Linked DNA regions of Homo sapiens: region 1 is linked to region 2. Evidence: chromatin loops called from intact Hi-C (ENCODE). Cell type or tissue: IMR-90. All regions are shown on one strand. Links, peaks and the distances in the headings refer to the core of each region. The heading gives the core; the rest is flanking DNA.

What was found. Hi-C counts contacts between places; a loop is a spot of excess contacts. Peaks named below come from ENCODE experiments on the same cell type or tissue, not always from the same donor. Only the 100,000 strongest peaks of a DNase experiment are listed, where the experiment ranks them.
Region 1: a loop joins it to region 2, with 2.4 times the contacts of the local background. A loop is called at or near these places in 34 of 110 quality-filtered maps.

What each region holds. Positions count from the first base shown.
Region 1 is chr2:202,356,405-202,365,219 of GRCh38, forward strand. It overlaps the pseudogene RN7SL40P. Among named protein-coding and RNA genes, the nearest start is that of BMPR2, 16 kb to the right of the region's middle. RefSeq lists an enhancer at 1,988-2,572. In IMR-90, for the core only: no CTCF peak of the experiment used is centred there; a DNase peak (open chromatin) is centred at 4,917.
Region 2 is chr2:202,307,498-202,316,312 of GRCh38, forward strand. No RefSeq gene overlaps it. Among named protein-coding and RNA genes, the nearest start is that of SNORD11, 19 kb to the left of the region's middle. RefSeq lists a silencer at 4,656-4,856. In IMR-90, for the core only: no CTCF peak of the experiment used is centred there; no DNase peak of the experiment used is centred there.

The DNA of each region.
Region 1 (8,815 bases), core at 425-8,424, 49 kb after region 2:
GACAGCTGAGTAAGAGGTGCTGGCCTTAGAGCAGAGCTTGCAGAACAGAACAAACAGAAGGAAGACAATTTCCCAGTACTAAGTAAAACTGGGACCTTTTGCAGAGCACTGCCCAAGACTCTTCAACAATGCAATTCATAAAATCTTTATTTGAAGTAATCATTTGGAAATTACAGGTTGACAATGTATCACTGTTTTTGCAAATAGTAATAAAGGAACTGACCTCAGAAGTCACCTTGCACCATAGCCAGACCTGCATGGTACAAGAGAACAGGACACATGAAAGAAAATAATCAATGGACCATACAAGAAGAGAAATTAAAATAGAAAACACAACTTAACCATGTATGGCTAAGGGCTTTCACAGTTCTTTTCCTTTTTCCTTTTTTATTTTATTTTTTATTTTTAGAGACAGAGTCTCACTATGTTGCCCAGGCTGGAGTGCAATGGGTATTCACAGACACAATACCACTACTGATCAGCAGGGTTTTGTTTTTTTTTTTTGAGACGAAGTCTCGCTCTGTGGCCCAGGCTGGAGTGCAGTGGCGTGATCTCAGCTCATTGCGGAAACTCCATCTCCCGGGTTCAAGCGATTCTCCTGTCTCGGCCTCCCCAGTAGCTGGGATTTCAGGCGCCTGCCACCACACCTAGCTAATTTTTATATTTTTAGTAGAGACAAGATTTCACCATGTTGGCCAGGATGGTCTCGATCTCTTGACCTCGTGATCTGCCGGCCTTGGCCTCCCAAAGTACTGGGATTACAGGCGTGAGCCACAGCGCCCAGCCTAGCAGGGAGTTTTTGACCTGCTCCATTTCTGACCTGGGCCGGTTCACCCCTCCTTAGGTAAACTGGTGATCCCTGCTTCTAGGTGGTCACCATACTGATGTGGAACTTATGCTGACACCTGATCGGCATAGCACACACTACAGCCCAGAACTCCTGTGCTCATCCATCCTCCTGCCTCAGCCTCCTGAGTAGCTGGAACTTACAGGCATGCACCACCACATCCAGCTCACCGTTCTATAATGAAGAGAAAAATGAAAATAAATATCAAAATATCATAACCTTCTGCATATTGTTTATGTTGCATATAGACATGTTTGTGTGGACTGCAAATGAGAGCTTTTTTTTTTTTTTTTTTTTTTTTTTTTTTTTTTTTTTTTTGAGATGGAGTCTCGCTCTGTCGCCCAGGCTAGAGTGCAGTGTCACAATCTCGGCTCACTGCAAGCTCCGCCTCCTGGGGTCACGCCATTCTGCTGTCTTAGTGTCCCGAGTAGCTGGGACTACAGGTGCCCGCCATCACGCCCGGCTAAGTTTTTGTATTTTTAGTAGAGATGGGGTTTCTCTGTGTTAGCCAGGATGGTCTCAATCTCCTGACCTCGTGATCTGCCCGCCTCGGCCTCCCAATGTGCTGGGATTACAGGCGTGAGCCACCGCGCCCGGCATTTTTTTTTTTTTTTTTTTTTTTTTTTTTTGAGACGGAGTCTTGCTTTGTAGCCCAGGCTGGAGTGCAATGGCATGACTTCGGTTTACTGCAACCTCTGCCTCCTGGGTTCAAGTGATTCTCCTGCTTCAGCCTCCCGAGTAGCTGGGATTACAGGCGTCTGCCACCACGCCCGGCTAATTTTTGTATTTTTAGTGAAGATGGGGTTTCACCATGTGGGCCAGGCTGGTCTCAAACTCCTGATCTCAGGTGATCTGCCCGCCTCGGTCTCCCGAAGTGCTAGGATTATAGGCGTGAGCGTGAGCCACCGCGCCCAGCTGAGAGCTCTTTTATACTGCAGATTTTAGACACTTGGTTAGTCATTTTTGCTGTCTTCATAAAGTCTTGCTCTAAGGAAGCATTCCCATTGCAGCTAAATATGTTAATCTTGTGGAATCCACTAGGGACAATCAAAATTCTGGTTCCTGGAATGGCTTATTTAAACACTCTCTATTCCACCAAGCGCCTGAGGAGTCTTACTAGAATGATACAATATGATTCTTTGAAAAAAGACATTGCAAACCTAATGTATGATAAACCAGAGTACTAAATAGAATATTAACATATCCTGGAGGCTTCAATAAATATTAGGGTTAGGATTTAGTGCTGATAATAAAGTGTCATCTGTGAAGTAATTTGGATTTTTATAATGAACAATGAGTTTACATAATTTTTTTTTCTGTATTTCCTTACCTTGAGTATAATTTTTGTTCTGAGGCTAGGCGCAGTGGCTCATGCCTGTAATCCCAGCACTTTGGGAGGCTGAGGCGGGAGATCAACTGAGGTCGGGAGTTTGAGACCAGCCTGACCAACATGGCAAAACTCCGTCTCTACTAAAAATGAAAAATTAGCCGGACATGGTGGCGGGCGCCTGTAATCCCAGCTACTCAGAAGGCTGAGGCAGGAGAATCACGTGAACTCGGGAGGCAGAGGTTGCAGTGAGCCGAGATCGCGCCATCACACTCCAGCCTAGGCGACAAGAGAGAAACTCCGTCTAAAAAAAAAGCAGGCCGGCTCTGTGACTCACCCTGTAATCCCAGCAGTTTGGGAGGCTGAGGCGGGTGGATCACGAGGTGAGGAGTTTGAGACCAGCCTGGCCAAGATGGTGAAACCCTGTCTCTACTAAAAATGCAAAAATTAGCCGGGCGTGGTGGCAGGGGCCTGTAATCCCAGCTACTCGAGAGGCTGAGGCAGGAGAATTGCTTGAACCTGGGAGGCAGAGGTTGCAGTGAGCCGAGATTGCCGCCACTACAATCTAGCCTGGGCAAGACAGCAAGACTCTGTTTCAGAAAACAAAACAAAACAAAACAACACTGTAGGAGGCCAAGGCAGAAAGATCTCTTGAGTGCAGGAGTTCAAGTTCAAGGCTGCAGTAAGCCATGATCACGCCACTGCACTCCAGCCTGGATGACAAGTTGAGACCCTGTTTCTTTTTTCCTCTTTTTTTTTTTTCTTTGAGACGAAGCCTCGCTCTTCTCCCCCAGGCCCCCAGGCTGGAGTGCAATGGCTTGATCTCGGGTCACTGCAACCTCTGCCTCCCGGGTTCAAGCAATTCTCCTGCCTCAGCCTCCCAAGTAGCTGGGATTACAGGTGCATACCACCACGCCCAGGTAATTTTTTTTGTATTTTAAGTACAGACGGGGTTTCACCATCTTGGCCAGGCTGGTCTCGAACTCCTGACCTCAGGTGATCCACCAGCCTCGGCCTCCCAAAGTGCTGGGATTATAGGTGTGAGCCACCACACCCAGCCAGGTGAGACCCTGTTTCTAAAAATAAATTCTAGGACATTAAAACATATAAAAAAGAATAAAGAAGAAAATATTTAAAGTCACCCATAATTCTTTTCCTCCCCAAACCAAAACCATAGGAGAGGAGTGTTACACTACTCCAGAGTGTGAACAAATCTCTTTGGGAACATAGAGGACAAGGCAAGTAATGCTGACTGGGGAATTGGAGAATGCTTAACATTCGCTAGTTGGGAGGTGACAATTATGCTGGCTTTAGCCTGGAGAAGGGGCAGGGAAAGGCACTGAAGGTGGAGGGAATAGTCAGTAGGAAATGATAGAATCACTCTCTTTTTTTCTTTAATTAGAAAGAAGGTAAAGTTTGGGGAAGAGCCTGATACATTCTGAGAGCTCTAAGAGGTTCAGTGTATCTAGACTATAAGAGATAAAAGAGGGGGATAAGGTTGGAAAGAGTATGAAGACCTTTGTTCATAAAGGTAAGGAATTGGGCTGCTTTCTGTAGGATTGTCCTTAGTTATACTGAGATAGGCAAGGTAATTGACAACTAGAAGCACGATGCTGTTCTCTAGCCCCTTAACTAGAAAGTTGTTACTTACCCCGGCTGGATGCGGTGGCTCACGCCTGTAATCCCAGCACTTTGGGAGACTGAGGCGGGCAGATCACGAGTTCAGGAGTTCAAGACCATCCTGGTCAACACGGTGAAACCGCGTCTCTACTGAAAATACAAAAAATTAGCTGGGCGTGGTGGCGGGCGCCTGTAGTCCCAGCTACTTGGGAGGCTGAGGCAGGCGAATGGCGTGAACCCAGGAGGCAGAGCTTGCTGTGAGCCAAGATTGCGCCACTGCACTCTATCCAGCCTGGGTGACAGAGCGAGACTCTGTCTCAAAAAAAAAAAAAAAAGAAAGAAAATTGTTACTTAGCCTAATCACCCCATCAGATTTTCCTCTACGTCCTCATTTTTCTGTTACCAAAGTTGATCGTTAGGGGAAAAAACAAATCCTTATAGGAGGATGCAGGAAGACAAGACAATAGCAAATGTTGGGGCTCAGAAAACAATACCCCAAAATATGGTGCTTTGGCACGCTGAGCATTTTGAACTAAAGGAAATTTAAAGGCCTTAGAAGCAGCCTCAGAACCAAGAACTTTCTTTCTCCTGTTTCTCCCCAACCCCAAGCCCAGGGTGGAATTCTCTGAAGCTCCCTTATCTGAAGCTCCTCCAGAAGGAACATAGTTGCCTTTGATCACTGAAATTTCAAAACAGAGAGGATGAAACTCACGGAGCAGGAAGGAAGACTGAGGAAAGTCACCTCATCTAGACAGGCTTTGTCACAAGCCATTGTCTGTTCTTCAGGTCCCATTCAATTTTCAAATAGAATCATTTACAAATGATTGCCTATTCTTTGGGCCCAGTCAACTCTCCCCAAAATCATTTACTGCCTCTCAAAATTGCCTATATTTTTCCCATCTCCATCTCCCTTCTCCCTCTCCCCTACAAAGCTTCAGCCATCTGGCCCTTCTTTGAGTTTCATATTTTGTATGGCTCCTGTGCACGCTTGCATGTTAATAAATCTGTTTGCCTTTTCTCCTATTAATCTATTGTCAGTTTATTTCGGCGGACTTGAAACTTTAAAGGCGTAGAAAAAAATTCCCTTTGCCCTGACAAAAATAAGATGTCTTACAGATGTTCTACATAAGGATTTGGCAAACAGAATGCATATGAGTAATCCTTAGCTGTGAAACCATTCTAGTAATAGTTTGTGTTTTGTGCATTTTCTTAAAGACATTGATTTTGGGCATATGGAAAGATTATTCTGTAATATTTGAAGGAGGGAAAAAAAGCCTCACAGTTCTGATAGTTCCATTTTTTATTCTGCACTTTATGAAGGATAAATGTACGGTGTCTGTTTCTGGATGGTAGACATGTTATAGGAAAGGGGTTCTGATCCAGACCCCCAGAGAGGGTTCTTGGATCTCCAGCAAGAAAGAATTCAGGGCGAATCTGCAAAGTGAAATGGTTTCACCATGTTAGCCAGGATGGTCTTGATCTCCTGACCTCGTGATCCACCCGCCTCGGCCTCCCAAAGTGCGGGGATTACAGGCACGAGCCACCGCGCCCGGCCTTTTATAGATTTTTCTGAGATGGAGTCTCGCTCTGTCGCCCAGGCTACGGTGCAGTGGCATGATTTCGGCTCACTGCAACCTCCGCCTCCCGGTGACAAGTGATTCTCTTGCTTCAGCCTCCTGAGTGGCTGAGATTACAGGCACCCGCATCCACGCCCAGTTAATTTTTGTATTTGCAGTAGAGATGGGGTTTCACCATGTTGGCCAGGCTGGTCTCGAACTCTTGACCTCACGTGATCCACCCACCCTGACCTCCCAAAGTGCTGGGATTACAGGCATGAGCCACCTCGACGGCCCTATTTCTTGATCATATGCTAAACAAGGGGTAGATTATTCATGCTTCCCCTTTTTACACCATATAGGGTAACTTCCTGACATTACCATGGCATTTGTAAACTGTCCTGGCACTGGTGGGAATATAGCAGTGAGGACTACCAGAGGTCACTGTCGTCACCATTTTGGTTTTGTTGGGTTTTAGCTGGCTTCTTTAATGCAACCTGTTTTATCAGCAAGGTCTTTATGACCTGTATCTTGTGCTAACCTTCTATCTCATCTCATCCTGTGACTTAGAATGCCTTAACCGTCTGGGAATGCAGCCCAGCAGGTCTCAGCATCATTTTACCCAGCCCCCCACCTTTTTTTTCTTTTTTTCCAGAGGGAGTCTGGCACTGTCGCCCAGGCTGGCATGCAGTGGTGTGATCTTGGCTCACTGCAACCTCTGCCTCTCGGGTTCAAGCGATTCTCCTGCCTCAGCCTCCTGAGTAGCTGAGATTACAGGCACGGGCCACCACAACCGGCTAATTTTCGTATTTTTAGTAGAGACGGGGTTTCACCATGTTGGTCAGGCTGGTCTCGAACTCCTGACCTCGTGATCCGCCTGCCTCGGCCTCCTCCCAAAGTGCTGGGATTACAGGCGTGAGCCACTGCACCTAGCCACCCAGCCCCTATTTAAGATGGAGTTGCTCTGGTTCCAATGTCTCTGACAGATATACACTGAAAAAACTGATTAGATTGATAACTATATAATGGAAAAAATCCCCCTAGGAGGACGAGTCAGTAAGTAAAAGGTAGTCATGCTTCTGAAAGAAAAGAATGCCAAAAAATGCCAGACATACAGTAAGTCTCATGCTGGATTAAATAGAGACATGCCCTAAAATGCCTAAAAGGAGGCTAATGATTAGCCTTCTTTTTAATCATTATTATTATTATTATTTGAGACAGGGTTTCACTCCGTTGCCCAGGCTGGAATGCAGTGGTATGGTCTGGGGTCACTACAATCTCTACCTCCCAGGTTCAAGCAATCCTCCCACCTCAACCTCCCAAGTAGCTAGGACTACAGGCACATGCCACCACACCCTGCTAACTTTTTTTTTTTTGTAGAGACAGGTTTCCCCATGTTACCTAGGCTGGTCTCGAACTCCTAGGCTCAAGAGATCTACCGCCTGGCCTCCCAAAGTGCTGGGATTAGAGGCGTGAGCACCATTCCCAGCCTAATCACTATTTTTATAGTTGAAACTTGTATTTTTCTCTATAAAAAAGTGTGGAAGTTTATCTTGCTTTTTTGAAAAAGTTGAGACCAAACCCAGACAAAGGTTTTATCCTAAATTTGTTGTATGATGTGATTTCCTACTGCAACATGGGTTTTAAAATCAGTCTTTTATTTTAAGGGAAAAGGAATACATTCAAGTGGAAGAGGTTCAAATTTTAAATCATGATTAGTTTTGTATTTGGAAAATAAAACCATCACAATTCAGCTCTAATTATCTAATCAGTTTTAACTAGAGAAATTCTAGATTAAGAAAGAAGAAAGTAAGTTTTGACATGGGTATTTCTGTGTTTCAGGGGCCTCCAAAAGGATGAATATGTACTTATCTTACATGGGGTGAAGGCTGTGAGAGTGAGTATTACAGTAGCTTCATTATTACACAAATCCTGCTCTTGAAATTATTTGTGTAATTTCTGCAAGCAGATAGTCCAGTGCAGTTATTTGGAGGTCACTGTGAAGGGCCAGATAAATATTATCAAAAGCCAGAAAAACTAGGAAGCAAGGCCATAATAAGGTCTTGTTTCCTTTTTTTTTTTTTTTTTTTTTTTTTGAGATGGAGTTTAGCTCTTGTTGCACAGGCTGGAGTGCAATGGCCTGATCTCAGCTCACTGAAACTTCTGCCTCCCGGGTTCAAGTGATTCTCCTGCCTCAGCCTCCTGAATAGCTGGAATTACAGGCATGAGCCACCACGCCTGGCTAATTTTGTATTTTTAGTGGAGATGGAGTTTCTCCACGTTGGTCAGGCTGGTCTGGAACTCCTGACCTCAGGTGATCTGCCCGCCTCAGCCTCCCAAAGTGCTGGGATTACAGGTGTGAGCCACTGCGCCCAGCCATAAAGGTCTTGTTTATTGACTTCAGTTTATTTCATACGCTTATGCAACAGTCTTACCTGCTAAGTAAGAAAAATGTAGACATGCTTAAGACCTGGAAAAAGTATTGAAAAGGTATCAAAGGTTTATAGAATGTGCAGTACATATTATTCATATTCATTATGATTTTTTCTAATCCTGACGATAGAAATATAAGCCTACACAGGATCAAATATTTGCCTTGTTTTGTGTCTTCAATTGGCTGGCTTTTTTTTTTTGAGGCAGAATCATGATTTTTTTTTAAAAAACGTAAAACAATTTTTTTTTGAGACAGAGTTTCACTCTTGTTTCCCAGGCTGGAGTGCAGTGGCACGAACTCAGCTCACTGCAACCTCCACCTCCTGGGTTCAAGCGATTCTCCTGCCTGATTTATATTTTTCCAGAATTTTCTAAGTATATGTTTATAGAGAATTGTACACACATACAGCTGGGATAATGTATTACTTACATTTAACATTCTGGTTTTCCAATTTAATACTATATCATGGGCATGTCCCCATGACATTATTTTCTATAAATACCATTTTAATAGCTCTATAATATTTAAAGCTATTTATATTTCATGGTTTACCAGCTGTTCTTTTATTGTTAGATATTTAAATTAATTCCAATTTTTAGTACTATATATAAACAATGCTGTGATAGACACTTTTATCTGCCTTTCTGAGTATTTCCTTAGGATTTCCTTAGGAGAGCCATGAATAAATTTCATGGCTATTCTTAGAGTAATTTTTTTTTTTTTTTTTTGAGACAGGGTCTTGCTCTGTTGCCTAGGCTGGAGTGCAGTAGCATGATCATGGCTCACTGCAGCCTCGACCTCCTGGGCTCAAGTGATCCTCCCACCTTAGCCTCCTGAGTAGCTGGGACCACAGGTATACACCATGGCCGGCTAATTTTTTCATTTTTTGTAGAGACAAAGTCCCGCTATGTTGCCCAGATTGGTCTCCAACTCCTGGTGCTCCTGTCTAAGCCTCTCGAAGTGCTGGGATTACAGGCATGAGCCACCACACCCAGCCTACTGTAATATTTTTTAAGAATTTGATTTCATTT
Region 2 (8,815 bases), core at 548-8,547:
CAGTATTGAAATCATCTTCCAGATTATACGCTCCCACCTAGCCTTGTGCTGCTAACCCAAAGAGTATTTGTGTAAATAGAGAAATATTTATCTTTTTAAAGATGGGGGTCTCACTGTGTTGCCCTGATCTTGAAATCCTGGCCTCAAGTGATCCTCCTACCTCAACCTCTGGAGTAGCTGGGACTATATGCAAAAGCCACTGCGCCCAGCTTTTGGAACATTTTAGTAGCCTGAAGATAATTGGAATCTTGTCATTGGAAAAAATAGTTTGAGTCTAGCAGTGAGTTGTGCTTGCTACCCCTGTGGAGATAGGTTGGAATAGCAGCTCACTAGAGGTTTCTCACGAAGCCTGGGGACCCGAGGCTGGTATCTGCTACTTTGATTTAAACCAAGCCCCCAAACCTGGCAAGGCACCAAGCAGTAGCTTTGGAAGTGGCTGCCTGGAAATTCCTGGCCTACAGTGTTGAGACAAAGGGCCCCTAGTATTTCAGCTGGTCAAGACATCCATTTGCATACCAACTCCTATGTCATAGCAGCAAATGCAGCCTTCAAAGTTGGAAGGTAAACTGTTATTAGGATAGCTATGAATGTATCCTATATAAAAGTAACCAAAGCTGAACAAACTCTCATAAAAACTACAGCCCTTGATTACTCAAAGTGTCACAATACTTAAGAGCTAATGGCTGTAAATGAGACAGCAAGGAGCATGACATCACATTCGTCAAAAATTTGATCTGTTGTCAGGGCAATAGGAGATTTTAGAGTTAAAAGGAATCCAGGAAATCACCTATATACAATGAAGACTCAGACCCAGAGACCTTTATACATGCACCCAGTGTGCTGGCGTATTCCAAAGACATTAGGCCTGCTCTTTTCTTTTAGACAGCAATGTTTTTGTTTTTGTTTTTGTTTTTTTTTGAGATGGAGTTTCACTCTTGTTACCCAGGCTGGAGTGCAATGGCACGATCTCGGCTCACTGCAACCTCTGCCTCCCAGGTTCAAGCGATTCTCCTGCCTCAGCCTCCCTAGTAGCTGGGATTACAGGCATGTGCCACTATGCCTGGCTAATTTTGTATTTTCAGTAGAGACGGGGTTTCTCCATGTTGGTCAGGCTGATCTCGAACTCCCGACCTTAGGTGATCCGCCCACCTCAGCCTCCCAAAGTGCTGGGATTACAGGCATGAGCCACGGCGCCCGGCCGAAAGCAATTTCTTTTATTGAAAGTTTACACATTTAATTCAGCGTTGGTCTTTTAGGTTTCAGTTTACAGAAAAAGCATCATAGGAAACAATCAGATCCAAAATGTGCAACGTTAAAGTCGAATAATTAAGAACGTAGGGGAAAGAGCCAGGCGAGGTGGCTAACGCCTGTAATCCCAACATTTTGGGAGGCGGAGGCGGGTGGATCACTTGGGGTCAGGAGTTCAAGACCAGCCTGGCCAACATGGCAAAACCCTGTCTCTACTAAAAATACAAAAATTAGCCGGGCATTGTGGCACACGCCTATAATCCCAGCTACTTGGGAGGCTGAGGCAGGAGAATTGCTTGAACCCGGGAAGCGAAGGTTGCAGTGAGCCGAGATCACACCACTGCACTCCAGCCTGGGCACAGTGAGACTCCCATCTCAAAAAAAAAAAAAAAAAATGCGGGAGAGGGGCAGGCCTATTGGCTCATGCCTGCAATCCCAGCACTTTGGGAGGCCAAGGTGGGCAGATCACTGGAGACCAGGAGCTCCAAACCAGCCTGGGCAACATGGCAAAACCCTTTCTGTTAAAAAAAAAAAAAAAAAAGAAAGTTAACCAGCCATTGTAGTGTGCGTCTGTAGTCCCAGCTACTTGGAAGGCTGAGGTGGGAGGATCACCTGAGACCAGGAAGTTCGAGGCTGCAGTGAGCTGAGACTGCGCCACTGCACTCTATCCTGGGTGAAAAGGGAAGACCCTGTCTTTAAAAATAATAATAAATAATAAAAATAAATAAATGGTGCGGGGATTTCATCGTGATTGCTTCTTAGGAATTACATCGTGATTGCTTCTTAGGAATTACATCCTGAGAATTAACGGTGGCATGGGGGATAAGGGACTACTCGTTTCATTATATCTTAGTAGCAGTCGTCTCAGTCTCTAAACTATGTGTATGGATTGCTTAGATTAAAGAACTATTTTTAAAAAATTATTCTTAAGTCGGGAGCGGTGGCTCACGCCTGTAATCCCAGCACTTTGGGAGGCTGAGGCTGGCAGATCACGAGGTCAGGAGATCGAGACCATCCTGGCTAACACGGTGAAACCTCGTCTCTACTAAAAATACAAAAAATTAGCCGGGCGTGGTGGCGGGCGCCTGTAGTCCCAGCTACTCGGGAGGCTGAGGCAGGAGAATGGCGTGAACCTGGGAGGCGGAGCTTGCAGTGAGCCAAGATCATGCCACTGTACTCCAGCCTGGGCGACAGAGCGAGACTCCGTCTCAAAAAATATATAAAATATATATATAATTCTTAAAAAAATTATTCTTAAACATGGGTATGAGGAAGAGGGGCTGTTTAGATCAGAGGTGGGCAAAGGACAGCCTGAGGTTCAAATCCAGCCCATAGCCTGTTTTTGCAAGTAAAGTTTTATTGGAACACAGCCATGCCCATTCCTTTAAGCTCTGTCTGTGTCCGTACTGTTTATGGCTATATGCTCCAACAGCACAATTATGTGTTAAAAAGGACAATGGCCTGCAAAGCCTGAAATATTTACTATCTAGTCCTTTACTGGAAAAATTTTCTGACCACTGTTTTGGATTAAAAGGAACTTAAAGGGTCAAATGCGATGTATAAACCTTGATTTCAAACCTGATTTCAAAACATGAAAGACATAAAAGATGTTCTGGGAACAGTTAGGGAAGTTCTAATATAAACTGGATATTACATGACTTTAGTGAACTATAATTACCTTTAGATGTGATTAGGCTGCTAGGGTCATGTAGGATAATGTCCTTAGTTTTCTTTTTGTTTTTTTTTTTGAGATGGAGTCTCACTCTGTCGCCCAGGCTAGAGTGCAGTGGTGCGACCTTGGCTCACTGCAACCTCAGCCTCCTGAGTAGCTGGGATTACAGGTGTGCGCCACCATGCCCTAATTTTTGTATTTTTACTAGTGATGGGTTTTCACCATGTTGGTCAGGCTGGTCTCAAACTCCTGACCTCGTGATCCGCCCTCCTCGGCCTCCCAAAGTGCTGGGATTACAGGCGTGAGCCACTGCGGCGGCTGTCCTTAGGTTTTGTTTTGTTTTGTTTTGTTTGAGATGGAGTTTCACTTTTGTTACCCAGGCTGGAGTGCAATGACGCCATCTCAGCTCTCCACAACCTTCGTCTCCCGGCTTCAAGCGATTCTCCTGCCTCAGCCTCCTGAGTAGCTGGAACTACAGGTGCCCACCATCATGCCCAGTTAATTTTGTATTTTTTAGTAGAGACGGGGTTTCTCCATGTTGGTCAGGCTGGTCTTGAACTTCCGACCTCAGGTAATCCACCCACCGTGGCCTCCCAAAGTGCTGGGATTACAGGCATGAGCCACCGCGCCCGGTCTGTCCTTAGTTTTTAAAGATGCAAGCTGCTGGGAGGAAGTATCCTGATGTCTATAATTTGTTTTGCAGTGCTTCGGCAGAGATTATGAATATAAATAGATGAAGCAAATACAGCAAAATGTTAATAGTTGTTGAAATATGTTGTGGGGGTATATGAATGATCATCATACTATTTTCTCCCTTTTTATTCCTGAATGCTTGAAATGATCATAAAGTCTTATTTTTTAAAGCAGAAACATGCTATTTATTTTGCTTTAATTCTGAGTTCTTTCTCTCTGAAAACTTCCAAGATCCTTGCAAAGTTCTTGCCAGCAAGTATTTGGGACACCCACTATGGGCCAGGCACTTGTGAGCAGGGAAAGCTCAAAAGAAAAAGATGCAGTAGCTGATGACCTCAGAGAATTCACAAAGTGAACCTCAGACCTCAAACGCTCCTGATGAAGAAGGCATGTTCTCATTTAAATAAATGACTGAGGAGGGGGGAATGTGGGGAAGCAGCAGTTAGAGATTGCCATAGAAGATGAGAATTATGGAAATTAGGAACACAGAAGCTGTGAAGTTGAATTTGAGTTTATGAAACAGAAATCATTCCTCTCCCTTTCTCTACTAACCACCAAATACTACACATTTGAAGAAAATAGAAAACAGCCGAAAGAGCTGAGTGGCGTGGTACTTGCCTATAGTTTCAGCTGCTCAGGAGGGTGAGGTAGGAGGGTCACTTACGCCCAGGGGTTCGGGTCTAGCCTGGGCAACCTAGCAAAACCCTGTCTCTGGAAAACAAAAAACAAAAAAGCAGCAAAGCCCCACCCCTTGGCAGGTAATAGAGTTGGGACTACAGCTGCATCCCCTTGTAACCCCGTCTCCCCACCCCAAAATTGCCCTTCCACATCCTTTAAGCTTTGGCAATTTAGTACTCACCTGGAGAGCTCTTCTGTGCCACACAAGTGTAAGGAGGTAGCCATGTGCCTTCTCAGGGCCTCATAAAACTGCCTCTTAACCTGAGCCAGGAAGCAGGGAGGGCTTGGTTTCTAGCAAGGGTAAATGTGCCTGACTCCAGGAAAAGAATCAGTCAGACAACAAATACATCTATTTGTAGCCTAAAATCTGCTGGGCCAGCAACATGCTAATAACCAGCTGGGCATGATGGAGAGGCCACAAGCCGACTGTCAGGATGGGAAGAGCCCTGCACTACTGGTCAGAGAAAATATACGTGAAAGTGCTGCATAAGCCAAATGGCACTATTTAAAATATGCTTGCTGTTATAAGCTGATTTCACTACTTACTAGTTCATGTCCTTAGACAAGTCAACCTTGCCTTTTCGGTCTCAGTTTCTGCAGCTATAAAATGGTAATAATTTTTTGTTTATCTTGTAGAGCTCTTAGAAACTCAGATTTAAAAAATGCACAGGCCAAGCGCAGTGGCTCATGCCTGTAATCCCAGCACTCTACGAGGCCGAGGCGAGTGGATCACTTGAGGTCAGGAGTTCAAAACCAGCCTGGCCAACATGGTGAAACTCTGTCTCTACTAAAAATACAAAAATCAGCCAGGTGTGGTGGCACAGCCCTGTAATCCCAGCTACTCAAGAGGCTGAGGCAGGAGAATCGCTTGAACCTGGGAGGCAGGGGTTGCAGTGAGCCGAGATGGCGCCACTGCACTCCAGCCTGGGCAACAGAGTGAGACTCTGACTCAAAAACACAAATTCCTTGTAAACTGATCAAATATATTGTATTATTATTCCTCGAAATTTATTCTACATAAAAAAATAAGATGCAAGAATGTACCAGCCTCATTTTCTCTTAATTTTGTGCACACAGCTAGCTAGAATATTCCTCAGCCTTTCTTGCAGTTAGGTATGGCCATGGGATGAGCTCTATCCAACGAAAGGGTTGTGGGTGGCAGCGATTACATCACTAGGGGGCCTGTTCCATAAAACTCCCCCAGTACACTCCTCAATGCCTTATCCCCCATTCTGTCTCAGTGTGGCAGATATCATGACCTTGGAAGTCATTTGTTAAAGATAGAGAAGTTACAAGATAGAAGAAACCTGGGATGCTGAATCACCAGTACTGTTAAGGACAGCTACCGACAGATGAAGAACATCTGTTTTGGACTTCATAGACAAAGAATAAACTTTTGTAACGTTTAGGCAATTATATTAGGTTGAACCACATGAAACTGCCAATATTTGACTGGTTTTGACCTATAAAAATCATTCCATGTGGTACAACCTAATAGACATTTTGCTTTGTTTCCTCTAAAATGAAAATCTTAGGTGGGGTGTGGTGGCTCACGCCTGTAATCCCAGCACTTTGGGAGGCCAAGGCAGGTGGATTACGAGGTCAGGAGATCGAGACCATCCTGGCTAACATGGTGAAACCTCGTCTCTACTAAAAATACAAAAAATTAGCTGGGCATGGTGGCGGGCACCTGTAATCCCAGCTACTCGGGAGGCTGAGGCAGGAGAATGGCATGAACTCAGGAGGCAGAGCTTGCAGTGAGCCGAGATCACGCCACTGCACTCCAGCCTGGGCGACAGAGCAAGACTCCGTCTCAAAAAAAAAAAAAGAAAGAAAAAAAAAGAAAATCTTAGAGGAAAAAAAAAGTTGTTTTGTTTTGTTTGGTTTGTTTGTGTTTTTTTTTGCTGGAGTGCAGTGGCACAATCATGGCTCACTGCAGCCTCAATTTCCCCTGGCTCAAGTGACCCTCCTACCTCAGACTCCCTAGTTGCTGGGACTACATGCACACGCCACCATGCCCAGCTAATTTTTGTATTTTTTGTTGAGATGGAATTTTGCCATGTTGCCCAGGCTGGTCTCAAACTTCTGGGCTCAAGCAATTCACCCACCTTGGCCTCCCAAAGTGCCGGGATTACAGGTGTGTGTGAGCCACTGCGCCTGGCCTTTTTTTTTTTGAGACAGGGTCTCTCCTTCTGTTTCTCAGGCTGGAGTACAGTGGCGCGATCTCGACTCGCTTTAGTCTCAACCTCCCAGTCTCAAATGATCCTCCCACCTCAGCCTCCCCAGTAGCTGGGACCACAGGTGTGCAGCACCACGCCCAGCTAATTTTTATATTTTTTTGTGGAGATGGGATCTCCCTATGTGGCCCAAGCTAGTCTCAAACTCCTGGGTTCAAGCGATCCTCTCAAAGGGTGGGGATTACAGGCATGAGCCATTGCGCCCAGCCTGAGGAAATGTTTTCAACAGTCACATTTTCAAAAGTGAGGAGGGAAATTAGTATTCTTGAGCTCATAGATCAGAGATTGTAAACTGTCTGCCTTTGGTCCACATTTGGGTGTAAAAATATTTTATTTGCTGCACAAAATGTTGGCCCACATAGTTTTAAACAATTGAATTCATTGCTGAATCAAATATATCTTCCTGTGATACAGTCAAAAATATTTTTCTTTTTCATTGTTTTTTTGACCTTTGGAATTAACATAGCAAAACAAAAACCTAAAACCAAACTAAACAAAGCAAAAAGAACAAATCTACTTTAATAAACAAAGAATTAAACTGTTTAGGCCTTAAAAGAGAGAGATCAATTTATAATTATGGGATGAGTAAGTTCTTTCTAAAATATAACATGAAATTCAGAAAATAAAAATAAATTGATAAAATTGACCACATTACTCTTGTATGGCAAAAATACTGTAAAATAGTCAAAATATAACAGATACTTTCTTTAGTATGTAAAGGGATTAAACAAGGTAATAAGAAAAAATGAAAATTACAAATAGCAGGCAGCTCAAGAAGAAAAGGTAGGGCTGAGCACAGTGGCTCATGCCTGTAATCCCAGCACTTTGGGAGGCTGAGGTGGGTGGATCACCTGAGGTCAGGAGTTCAAGACCAGCCTGGCCAACATGGTGAAACCCCGTCTCTACTAAAAATACAAAAAATTAGCTGGATGTGGTGGCAGACGCCTGTAATCCCAGCTACTTGGGAGGCTGAGGCAGGAGAATCGCCTGAACCCGGGAGGCAGAGGTTACAGTGAGCCGAGGTTGAGCCACTGCACTCTAGCCTGGGCAATAAGAGCAAAACTCCGTCTCAAAAAAAAAAAGAAGAAGAAGAAAAGGTATACAGGCCAGGTGTGGTGGAACACACCTGTAGTCCCAGCTACTCAGGAGGCTAAGGCAGGAGGACCCCCTTGAGTCCAGGAGATTGAGGCTACAGTGAGCTATGATAGCGCCACTGTACTCCAGCTTGGACGACAGAGCAAGTCTGTCTCTGAAATAGAAAGGAAAAAAGGTATACAGATCATCAATAAACATAAGAACAACTTTACCAAATTACCAAAATTAAGTAATAATAATACCCAGTGTTGGCCAGAGTGTAGGGAAACAGACATACATTGTAGGTGAGAGTATAAATTTGTGGAAGCTTTTGGAAGGATATTTTGCTAATAGCTAGAGTAAAAATGCTAACCAGGCGATTATACTGCTAGTTTAGTATAGGAATCTAGTCATAAAAGTCACTAAGATATAGGTACAAGAATGTTCTTTATACTATTGTATATATATATATATGTATGTATGTATATATAAATCTGATAAATGGGGCTAGTAAATAATTCTATTTCCAAAAAATTCAGCAATTAAAATGCAAAAATATTTCCTGGATAGACTATTTAGTGGGAAAAGCAAAATGCAGAACAGTGTGAAACCATCTGTGTAAAATTTTTGAAAGGATATGTATGTTTTTCTTTTTTTCTTCCCCTTCTTGTTCCATATACAAGAAGCTATCAGGCTGGTTCACACCTATAACCTCAGGACTTTGGGAGGCCAAGGCAGACAGAGTACTTTAGCCCAGGAGTTCAAGACCAGCCTGGCCAAAATGGTGAAACACTGTCTCTACTAAAAATGCAGAAAATTAGCTGGGCATGATGGCTCACTCCTGTAGTCCCAGCTACTCGGGAGGTTGAGGTGGGAGGATCACTTGAGCTTCAGAAGTCGAGGCTGCAATGAGCCGTGATCGCACCACTGCACTCCAGTCTGGGCAACAGGAGTTGCCCTGTCTTAAAACAAAACAAACAGACAAAAGCTATTAACAAGTTCCCACCTTTGGGGCAAGGGATTAGAGATTTGGGGATCAGAGAATGGGGAGGAAGATGTGAAGATGTTTGCTTTTCATTTCTTTCTGTATTGTTACATTTTTATATATTTTTTTCCTTTTGAGACAGGGTCTGGCACTGTTACCCAGGCTGGAGTGTGTGGCACGAGCTCACCTCTGCTTCCCGGGCTCAAGTGAGCCTCCCACCTCAGACTC